2 separate regions of the Mus musculus genome follow, and region 2 is linked to region 1. A link is a contact called in ENCODE Hi-C or POLR2A ChIA-PET data. All regions are on one chromosome and are shown on one strand. Each heading gives the region's core, a stretch centred on a gene start or an enhancer-like site at or near the end of the contact. The rest is flanking DNA. Distances are from core to core; before and after follow the strand shown.

Region 1 (2,700 bases), core at 55-2,554:
ATCTTGCTGGGGAGAGATTTTCCAATTTACACACAGAAACAAAATACATAAATTCTGATCGTGGCCTGGTGATTATCATAATTTGGGGAAATAACCGAACTTGTGACGTGAAAATACAACCCCAAGGCTGTAGGAACTCTCTCTGAGAATGGCACAAACCAACACCTTTTCTGGCTCTCATCAACACGGGAAGTGGCTTGGACACCCCCCAAACATCATCCTACCCCCACAGGAAGTGAGTTACAGTTCCCCCTCCCCTATGACAGCATGTCTCCCTTCCCCCAACCGGAAGTGAGGCGCCCCCATTCAGTGGGCCTTAAACCAAGACAAACCAATAACAGCAGCAGCAAAAGAAGGATGATCTTCAAAGGGGGAAGGACATCTCGACTGTTGCCACCCCCATGCTCGTCTTGCTTACTAACCTGCTGACGGCAGGAGCAGGCAGGGGCCTGGGGACTAATGAAAGTCCCTTGCACAGAGGACAATTCCCTCAGCCCCTCGCAATCGCCTTCACTCTTCACTCCGTCGTCTCACAGCTTGACAGAAATTCCTCCGCAGTACTTTATTTTGGTGTCTTTTCTTACTCTTTACCTAATCACTTAGTCACCTCCAGATAGGTAACTTCTTTTAACGTGGTAATACTGAGAATTGTTCCGTTGAGGAGAGACGTGAAATGTTATACCCGATACTTTCAGAGAAATGAAGGGATTATTTTGCCCAATGCGGCGAAGGACTACGTGACCACGCAAGGTGAGACACACTTTCGCGAAGGTTCTTGGGAAATGTAGTTTTCATTTTCATTGCTAAGGCTCTCAAAAAATAGTGGGACTTAAATTTTAATTACTGTATACTGGACTCTTAGAGGATAGTTATTCTGTACTAGACGAATGGCTGACTTAAGGTGATTCGGCCCCGAAAAAAATCCAAATCTGCGCTGTTTCTTTCCACTGGCGTTTAATTGAACCCAAATTCCCCGTCACATGGACTCAAGGTCCCTGCCGCCCCGCCCCCTGGCTTTGGCTCCACCCCTCAGCCAATCAGACTTTCTCTAGCTCGTGTTCTCCGGATATTGGCACTCAGGGAGGCGTGGCCTCTTGTCAACTCCTCCCATGGGGCTGAGAGTAGAGCTCGGAGACCGCCGAGGTTTGGTGCGGGCACGCGCGGGCGAGCGCGCGCGGTCTGAAGAAGTGAAGCGGCAAGGGTGCGCGCGGCGGGGCGGCGTGCAGGGTTGGGAGGAGCGAGCGGACTGGTGGGCTGGGCGGACGGAGAGCGGCCGGGAGCGCGCTGTGGACTCCGCGGCCGCGAGTAGTTAGTTAGTTGTGTCAGTTGCTCGGTGGAGGCGGCCGCGATCACCAGAAAGGGGACGGGACAGGAGGCAATGCTGAATATCGCAACGGCTTGTGCTCCCCTCAGGTAACGGGGGCAGGGTTGCCCACGTACCCTCCGGTCCCTTTCCCACACGCGCTGGCTTATGGGGCCAGGGTCGCCGAGAGGTGAGGACGCGGACCTAGGGGGGATCGGGACTGGGTGGCGCCGCAGGGGCTCGGCAGCCCGTGCGTCCTGCGGGGCGCGGGCTGCAGTGCCCCGGCCACCCACGCGCCCCGCGGGCGCCGCGAGCCCTCTCATGCCCCCCACCGGCCCAGGCCTCGTTACCCTGGCTGCGATGGTCCCGGGAGCGCGGCGCCCCCCAGAGGAGGGAAAGTTGGAACCTGGCGGCTAGGGACTTCCCGGGGCTGGGCTGCGAGGCTCCAGGGGAAAGTGAAGCCTTAGAGGAGCTGGAGATGTGGAGGCTGGGGCAAGAAGGGCTTCTGCCTAGTCTGTATGGTCGCCTCACTCCCAGACTTTGGAGGATCAGGCTCAGCCTTGCCTCAGCAGTCAGGACGGAACCGGTGGCTCTGTGCCTGCTCACTTTACGCTCTGGCCAGGGAGCCCCTAATGTGCGCAGGCTTCCTAGGTTGCTTAGGGGTTTGGGATTTTGAGAGGCTGGGTTAGACATTTGTTTTTCTTTGCCCTTTGGCTTATGGGTTCTTGCCAATTTCCTTTCCTCCTTCGAAGAGGACTACCCATCTGAATTGGGTCCCCTTCTCGTTATCCCCCATCTTATGCTCCATTTGTTGGAGAGCTTGATTTTGTTCTTGGACTTCATTAAGGACTGCTGAGAGCAATATCAAAGAGTAGTCCGCCCTCCAGTCCCCCTCCCCCAGGCCCCATGTCTGCAGTCCAGTTTTTAAGGACCCAAATTGAGGAACCAGAGCTGTGGAATGGAGTTATTGGATGGCTGGTGTTGAAGGATAGAGATGAGTTAGAGGAAAACTATGATTTCATCTTTATTGGCCTTACTATAGAAAACCCAGTACATTTTTCTTTGCCTCTGTTGAATGTGGTAAGAGTACACTCTCAATTAAATACTTGGTGACTTACATAAAAGACTATTTTTAAGCCACTGGATGATGTGCATGAACTGCTTTTTCACCTGAGTCGGAATTGCTTTGAGTATTCTGTTTGGTGGCCTATCTGTTGACTTGATCTTTTTCTTTCTTTCTCTTTCTTTTCTTTCTTTCTCTTTTTTTTTTTCAGCCACACTGTCCTCCCTTTATCTACCTTGGCAAATTAAGTATGTAGTCAAGAGAACACATATTGCTCTCTGCAAAGAGGAAAAAAAAAAAAAAACCCAGAAAGCCCAAACTTGAATTATCCACA
Region 2 (2,700 bases), core at 103-2,602, 120 kb before region 1:
AAAAAAAAAAAAAAAAATCTGGAGGAGGTGTTAAGCTACTTAAAGAGGCAGACTAGGGAACAAGGGGACAAATCTTGCTGGGGACAGTGACAGAAACACCCCCCACCCCCTCCCCATTTATTTGTCATTGGCCAGAAAGAAAGAAAGAAAGAAAGAAAGAAAGAAAGAAAGAAAGAAAGAAAGAAAGAAAGGAAGGAAGAAAGAAAGGAAGGAAGGAAGGAAGAAAGCAAGCCGTTAAACTGTGGGTGTGGACTGACTGGGAAGATTGATAAATTAAGGCCCCTCCCACCATTCACAAAGCCGGTCATGTGAGGACCTGTTATTTCCTTTGTCCTGTAGATGGTTAAAAATCTGGGCAGTCCCTATGAAGACCCGTGATTGGGTGGGTCTTGCAATGTGGGGCCACCAGCCAGACCACCCACACCCAGCTTTTCCTAGAGAGCACAGACACTCAATACCCCTGTTGGCTGCTGCTCCCTACGTCTCTCCAGAGAAGTCAGGATTCTGGCCCCTCTCAGCCGCAGTTTGGGCAAGTGGATGGCATAGCTCCCCCTGTCGGTCAGATCAAGGGTGTTAGGAGCCCATTTCACAGATGAAGATGGAGAACTGGCATGGCTTTCTAGCGGCGGCTCTATTGGCCAGCAGTGGACTTCAAAGCCAAGGTTGATTCCCAGCTGAGTGCAACCGAGCTGGCTTGTGGAGGAGCCTGGGGGCCTCTCATCACTGGGTCAGGTGCTTCTGGGCTAAAGGAGCGCAGGCAGAACAGGCCAGAGTGGAGAAAGGCCACGCCCCTTTCTGCTCACTCTTCCTACTTCAGTCCAGAGAGAAATCCTGGAAAACTTGAGGCCCAGGGTCTCCGAAGTCTACCCCAGCTCAGGGAAGCCCAGAGGAACAAGGGACTTGAGGTACATTGTTAGTCTTGAGTGGGAACCAGGTACCTTGGCCCAGTTTTGTCACTACCACTGGCTAGGAAGGGCCTGGCACAATTAACTGCAGTCTCTGTCTCAGTTTCTCCATCTGTGCAATTCGACATGAAGAGTCCAGACTAGAAGGTTGCTGGCACCCTGGCCACCTGGCTACCCTAGGACAGTGCACTCCAACAGTAGCTGGTGCATTGAGGCAGACCCACAGGAAGTCAAGGGAGGCGCTGTGGCTCCCGGCCTTAAGTTGCAGGGCCCACACAGGCCAGTTCGCACAGTGCCCACAGAAACAAGGCAGAAAGTAAACCGAAAGCCACATCCCCAAGACCTAGAGGCCCTGGGTCCATCATAGAGCTGTTCTGGGAAGGCAGCCCGTCTAGGCTGGCCCTGGGCCCTGAGGGACAGCCATCTGCTTCCTGCCTCTGTCTTCCCACTCAGACCAGAGGACGTGTTCTGTTTCCTACAAAGAAAACACCAGCGGGCACAGCATCGGGAGCCCGTTTGCAGGCTTGCCCTTCCCCATTGTCCTCACTGCTCTCCCCCAGCAAATACTAGGCAGCTGCTGTTTTTTTATGGTCTTTCTATTTATTCATTTGAAACAAACTTTATTATAGTAAGCACTTTCAAAGTAGCGACAGGGTGTATCTTTGTTAGTTCAAGGCCAGCCTAGTTGATATAGCAACTGAGTTCCATGCCACAGGTAGGGTTACATAGTGAGATCCTATCTAAAAAAACAAGACAACAAAAATTTTGATGTTTCTTCCCTTCCCTTCCCTTCCCTTCCCTTCCCTCCCCTCCCCTCCCCTCCCCTCCCCTCCCCTCCCCTCCCCTCCCCTCCCCCCACTTTCCTCTTCTTCTTTCTTCTTCTTCCTCCTCCTCCTCCTCCTCCTCCTCCTCCTCCTCCTCCTCCTCCTTCTCTTCTTTTTCAAAACATGGTTTTCCTGTGTAACAGCCCTGGCCATCCTAGAACTTGCTCTATAGACCAGGCTGGCCTTGAACTCATAGGAATAGACCCTCCTACCTCTCTGTCTTCCAAGTGCTGGGATTAAAGGTGTGTGCCACTATCATCTGCTGTATATAAAACTTATTCTTATTTTATGTTCATCGGTGTTTGGCTGCTTGTGTGTCTGTGTGAGGTGTCAGAAGCTCTGGAGCTGGAGTTACAGCAGGTGTGAGCTGCCACGCGGGTGCTGGGAACTGAGCCTAGAAGAGGATCCTGTGCTCTCAAGCACTCAGCCATCCTTCCAGCTCCTTGGTGGGTTTTTTTGTTTGTTTGTCTAGTTGGTTTGTTTTGTTTTTTATATTTTACTTTTTGAATGTGTGTGTGTTCTATGCACATGCACATGTAGAGTTTGAAGGACAACTTGGGGGAGTTCTCTCCTTCTACCACCTGTTCCCAGGGTTCTAATTCAGGTCATCAGACTTGGGGACAAGTTCCTTTACCCACTGAGACTTCTCACTGGCCCAGTCTTTCTTAGTCTAAGGTCTCCCCCAAGTGAAGAGCTCCATCCTTTATCTCTGGCTTTATCTGCCTTTATTCACCTCCATGTGTGTCTCTCTGTAGCTAAGGTGACTGGAAGCATTTTCCAGGTCAGCCACTCAAAAGCAGAATCTGTGGGCAGTCACAGGGTTCAGAACCCAGGCCTGGAGCGGGAAGGCTGGCCTGGTAAGCACAGGCCAGAGGCAGAGGGTAGCTCTGTGGCCAGGCTCCTCTCTCCATCTCTCTATGCACACCTGTCCAGATGAATAGATTCATATGAAGGATCATGTTGAACTCCCC

Evidence for each region. Hi-C counts contacts between places; a loop is a spot of excess contacts on that map. ChIA-PET counts read pairs that join two places held with the same protein, here RNA polymerase II (POLR2A).
Region 2: POLR2A ChIA-PET joins it to region 1 with 24 read pairs in embryonic stem cell. The contact joins the enhancer-like site here to the promoter of Peak1 in region 1. A Hi-C loop is called at or near these places in 1 of 37 maps with a recorded cell type or tissue (gastrocnemius). POLR2A ChIA-PET finds 5 or more read pairs at or near these places in 4 of 5 experiments (Patski and embryonic stem cell).

Annotation. Positions count from the first base shown.
Region 1 is chr9:56,416,654-56,419,353 of GRCm38, reverse strand. Peak1 (pseudopodium-enriched atypical kinase 1) reads left to right here and starts at 1,304. Exons shown (of 7, transcript NM_172924.3): 1 at 1,304-1,413. It overlaps Hmg20a (high mobility group 20A), which reads right to left and starts at 735. Exons shown (of 10, transcript NM_025812.3): 1 at 423-735.
Region 2 is chr9:56,532,688-56,535,387 of GRCm38, reverse strand. No RefSeq gene overlaps it. Among named protein-coding and RNA genes, the nearest start is that of Gm31529, 46 kb to the left of the region's middle. Within about 2 kb of position 1,352, at least 1 of the 3 ENCODE cell types and tissues checked has a DNase peak (open chromatin) inside an H3K27ac peak, as active enhancers do.